Linked DNA regions of Mus musculus: region 1 is linked to region 2. A link is a loop called in an ENCODE intact Hi-C map of the cell type or tissue named here. Cell type or tissue: heart. All regions are shown on one strand. Region 1 has its middle 35 kb from the start of Gm31277. Region 2 overlaps Katnb1 (katanin p80 (WD40-containing) subunit B 1).

Region 1 (2,500 bases), 140 kb after region 2:
GTATCCAGTACCCTCAGCTGGCCTCTGTGGGTACACACACACACACACACACACACACACACACACACACACACACATTAAATCTTAAAAAAAAAAAAAAAAAAGGACTGCCCCATAATGAGAACTGCATAACTAAGGTAAATGTAAGAAGGGGAATAGAGAATGAAAACATGAATTTTTTTTTTTTAGTATTTTTGAGACAGGGTTTCTCTGTATAGCCCTGGCTGTCCTGGAACTCACTTTGTAGACCAGGCTGGCCTCGAACTTAGAAATCCGCCTGCCTCTGCCTCCCAAGTGCTGGGATTAAAGGTGTGTGCCGCCACCGCCCGGCGAAATATTTTTTTTAATTAAAATAAGATAAATTTAAAATTATAGAGGAAAGGTTACTATTACCGTGAAAAAAAAATGCACTGTAATGTGAAATACTGAGTGGGCACAAAGTGTTTACTAACAAAACCTTTTTTTTTTTTTTAACAAGGAGGAGGCAGAATAAAACACTTTGGATGCTCACAGTCAGCTATTGGATGGATCACAGGGCTCCCAATGGAGGAGCTAGAGAAAGTTGCCAAGGAGCTAAAGGGATCTGCAACCCTATAGGTGGAACAATATTATGAACTAACTAGTACCCTGGAGCTCTTGACTCTAGCTGCATATGTATCAAAAGATGGCCTAGTCGGCCATCACTGGAAAGAGAGGCCCATTGGACACGCAAACTTTATATGCCCCAGTACAGGGGAACGCCAGGGCCAAAAAGGGGGAGTGGGTGGGTAGGGGATTGGGGGTGGGTGGGTATGGGGGACTTTTGGTATAGCATTGGAAATGTAAATGAGCTAAATACCTAATAAAAATGGGAAAAAAAAACACTATGGAGTCTTGCCCCATATAGTTGGGGGTAGAGGAGTGGGGAGAGGCGGTGTGGAAAGGTGACAGCTATCACTTTAGCAGTTTCCTTTCTTCATGGATTATGGGATCATCGCCCTCTGGTGGCCACACTTAGTATTGCAGTCTGTGGGCTGGGCCGGTTCTCTCACTCTCTGGAGGTTCCCCAGTCTTCCCTTTCCCTCCAGGGTGACTAAATAAGGTGTTGAGCAGGGGATGTCTCCCAAGTGGAGTGCTCTGGTATTTGGGGAAAGCAAACAGCTGAGATCTGTGTGGGAGAATCAGTCCCTATGCCTTCACAACCCACTCAGCATTCAATCTGGATAGATAAAGCTAGGGATGGTCTCGCAGTCGGCTGGAGCTTCAGAGCACTCTGCTCCCTAGCAGCGAACCTCATGGTAGTTCTGCCTCTAGAGGCTGATCTACCCCAGACCCCAGGCTTATGGATACCTGTCTTAGTCACTGTCCTATTGCTGTGAAGAGACACCACGACCAAGGCAACTCTTAAACACAAGAGCATTTAATTGGGGGGCTTGCTTACAGTTTTAGGGGATTAATTCATGATCATCATGGTGGGAAGCAGACAGGCATGGCGCTGGAGCAATAGCTGAGAGCTACGAGTTGCAGACAGAGAGAACAAGACACTGGGACTGCTGTGGGCTTTTGAAACCTCAAAGCCCACCTCACTGCCCCCTCCCAGTCACCTCCTCTCACAATCCTTCCCCCTCCCACTTCCCCTTCTCCTCTGAGCTGGTGGGGCCCTCCTGGGTATTCCCCCACCCTGGCACTTCAAATCTCAGCATGGCTAGGCACATCCTCGCCCACTGAGGCCAGACATGGCAGCCCAGCTAGAAGAACACATCCCATGGACAGGCAACAGCTTTTGAGATAGCCCCCACTCCAGTTTTTTGGGACCCAAATGAAGACTAAGCTGCACATCTGCTACATATGTATGAGGGGGCCTAGATCCAGCCTGAGTTTGTTCTTTGGTTGGTGGTTCAGTCTCAGCCCTAAGGGTCCACGTTAGTTGACTCTGTTGGTCTTCTTGTGGAGTTCCTATCCCCTTTGGACCTGCAGTCCTTCCTCCTGTCCCTCCATAAGAGTTCCCAAGCTCCATCCACTGTTTGGCTGTGGGTGACTGTATCTGTCTGAGTCAGCTGCTTGGTGGAGCCTCATAGAGGAATGGATAAAGAAAATGTGGTACATCTACACAATGGAATACTATTCAGCTATTAAAAACAAAGACGTCATGAATTTTGCAGGCAAATGAATGGAACTTGAGAATGTCATCCTTAGTGAGGTAACCCAGACCCAAAAGCACATGCATGATATGCACTCACTGATAAGTGGATATTAGCCATGAAATACAGGATACCCATGCTACACTCCACAGACCCAAAGAAGCTAAGCAAGAAGGAAGGCCCATGTGAGGACACTTGAATTTCACTTAGAAGGAGGAATAAAATACTCATAAGAGGAAGATGGAGGGAGGGAAATCAAATGGAGAGGGGATGGGGAAGGGAATGTGGGGGAGGAACAGGAGAGATGGCCAAATGGCCATGAGAATGAATAGAAATCTGCAACTGATGGGGCTGGGGAGGTAGGGGGGCAGCTCCAGAAT
Region 2 (2,500 bases):
GTCAATGGAAATAGGTGTGTGTGTGTGTGCATATGCCCATCTGTGAAAGATCCCTCTCTTTTGTCCTCTCTGACCATCTGTGTATGACTCCATCCATCTTGTTCCTGAAGCTATGTCCAGACCGGGTGCACCTCCCTGAAGCTGATCCTGCAGCGGTTCCTACCCCTCATCACTGACATTTTGGCAGCCCCGCCCTCTGTGGGTGTGGACATCAGCCGAGAGGAGAGGTAAGGGGTAAGGTGTAGTTCTTAGCCTCATTTGTGCATGGCTGTGCCCAAACAGCTTACAGAGAACAGTGTCTGAGAGTGGCTCAGGATGCTGTATGTCAGAGCACGGGCTTTTTGTGTCCCTGCACACTGCCATGGCTTGGGGGATATTTTTGTGCTCTTAGGAGGGACTGGAGTGGTTAGGGGAGCATCCTGAGATGCTACCTCTTGACCTACAGGTTGCACAAGTGTCGACTCTGCTTCAAACAACTCAAGAGCATCAGTGGCCTCGTCAAGAGCAAGTCGGGTTTGAGTGGCCGCCATGGCAGTGCCTTCCGTGAGCTGCACCTACTCATGGCCAGTTTGGACTGAGGAGCACACGGTGGGAGCACCCGCAGCCCTCACACATACATACTTGCTGTATGCCTGTGGCCCACGAGCCTCAGCCTGGCCTCCATTCCTGCCCTGCTGGCCATCCTGGAGGCATGGTTGCCAGCCTGCTGACCACCTCCTCGGTTGTGGACTAAGCTCCTCTCCGGCAGCAGCTGCAGTCTTGCACAGCCCTTACTGCTCAGGGCAACTCCAGCCTCGGGGCTGCTGCTGTAAATTATCAGGCAGATTTATTAAATTTATAACTGTTCCTGACTTCCTTATGAGAGGAATATCCGCTGGCTCTCCCAGACACATTGTGGCCTGCCTAGAGGTCGCTGGAAGCAGAGACTGTCGTACTCCAGGCCCAGTGCAGCCTCCATCTGTGGCCAGCAGGGGCCAGCAGAGTGCCAGGCACGAAGCAAGGGGCTGCCTGGTCAGCTTGACTTGGGGAAATGGAACAGGTGAGGCCATAGATGTCACATCCCCCCCAATTGTCCTTGGGTAGATTGGCTAAGAGCCTGTCATAACTCTCCCTCTGACCTCTGGATGCCACCAGAGACTAGACCACGATGGTTGCATGACCTTGGAAGATTCTAGAGTGGTTTTCACAGGCCACAGGAAACTACTTTTATACTTGTGGCATCCCTGAGAGTCTGCGCTCCAGAACAGCCTGTTGATGCAGCCAGCAAGAAGGGAGGAGCCCTAGCAAGCCCTGTTCTCCAGGGCTGGGACCGGGGACCAGATACAAACGCATACATCAGGTCACTACTAGTTACAGTTCCAGACTGGGAGGAAAGGCTGGCACAGGATGAGCAGGTCTTTGAAGCCTAGTTTTCCTTCTGTAACATGAGGTGATACTGCAATGGGATGGAATGGTTATAGGGGCCCGCAAGGTGCTAGAAATGATATAAAAAGCATGGGGGACACAGTGTCTTCAGTGACAACTTGTGGAGTCTGCATGGTCAGCCAGCAACGGGAGCAACAGGGTACACAATGCCCACTCTCCATAGGGTCTCCCAGTACTGACGATTCAGATTGCACTTGTGTAAAAAGACATTCATTTTAATAAGTAAAAATGGCTAAGCTTCCAAAAGTTCTTAAATAGGATTTGGGGAGAGGAACATGTTGAGAATCAGTGGGCAGGGAGAGTGCCTGGTGTCAGGCAGATGAACAGAACCCAGCCCTTCCACACTGGCCTCTGCCAGCCATAAATATAGCCCAGACCTCTGACAGGGTGAGGACTTCTATATACACCTAGAACATTATATACATGCCCTGTGAGGGCTCCCCTCCTCAGGAGGGTAGATAGAGATGCTCTTGCTCTCCCTAACCCCCCAGCTGGTTCCTCAAGTCTTCTCAACTAGTAGAGAACAGTCCAGCCCAAGGGCCAGGTGGGGAGAGAGCCCACCCTCCCAGCAACGGCTAGACTCCCAAGCCTACCACCAGGCAGAGTGCCATCCCTGCCCTTCCAGAAGCCCCATGCTTGGGTGCCCAGAGCCACACAGAGACTCGCTTCCTTCTGAACATGTTTCTCATCTCTGAGGAGAGGCAGGGCGGGAGAGCCTCCATCTCCTGCATTCATGGTAGGTGGGTGTTACAGCAGGTCGCCAGGCCACAGGGCCTGGCAGCGTGGCACATCTTCACACAGGCACTGGCCTCAACTTCCCTGTAGAAAAAGTAGAAAAGGAGCGCTCAGCCTCTGGCCTCAGGAGGCTTGCCCTTAGCAGATGCAGGAGGCCAGCAGAAGCACATGGACAGGGCAGCAGAAGGCAGGACTGGCTCTGTACAAGAGCCCTGGCAGAGCCCTGAACCAACAGCAGGCAGCAGGTGGGCAGCCCCAGGCCGCTGACCCCCACTTACCTGGAGACTGCAGCCCCAGCTGTCAGGCTGAAATCAAAGTGATAGATGTCTCACTTGGGGAG

What was found. Peaks named below come from ENCODE experiments on the same cell type or tissue, not always from the same donor. Only the 100,000 strongest peaks of a DNase experiment are listed, where the experiment ranks them.
Region 1: a loop joins it to region 2, with 7 times the contacts of the local background. A loop is called at or near these places in 1 of 42 quality-filtered maps.

What each region holds. Positions count from the first base shown.
Region 1 is chr8:95,234,884-95,237,383 of GRCm38, forward strand. No RefSeq gene overlaps it. Among named protein-coding and RNA genes, the nearest start is that of Gm31277, 35 kb to the left of the region's middle. In heart, a CTCF peak has its summit at 1,002 (motif pointing left); a DNase peak (open chromatin) is centred at 998.
Region 2 is chr8:95,098,209-95,100,708 of GRCm38, forward strand. Katnb1 (katanin p80 (WD40-containing) subunit B 1) reads left to right here. Exons shown (of 20, transcript NM_028805.2): 19 at 111-227; 20 at 446-1,666. The coding sequence ends at 578. Kifc3 (kinesin family member C3) reads right to left here. Exons shown (of 22, transcript NM_001372314.1): 21 at 2,439-2,465; 22 at 1,620-2,244. The coding sequence ends at 2,461. Among named protein-coding and RNA genes, the nearest start is that of Gm31224, 14 kb to the right of the region's middle. In heart, no CTCF peak of the experiment used is centred here; DNase peaks (open chromatin) are centred at 693 and 953.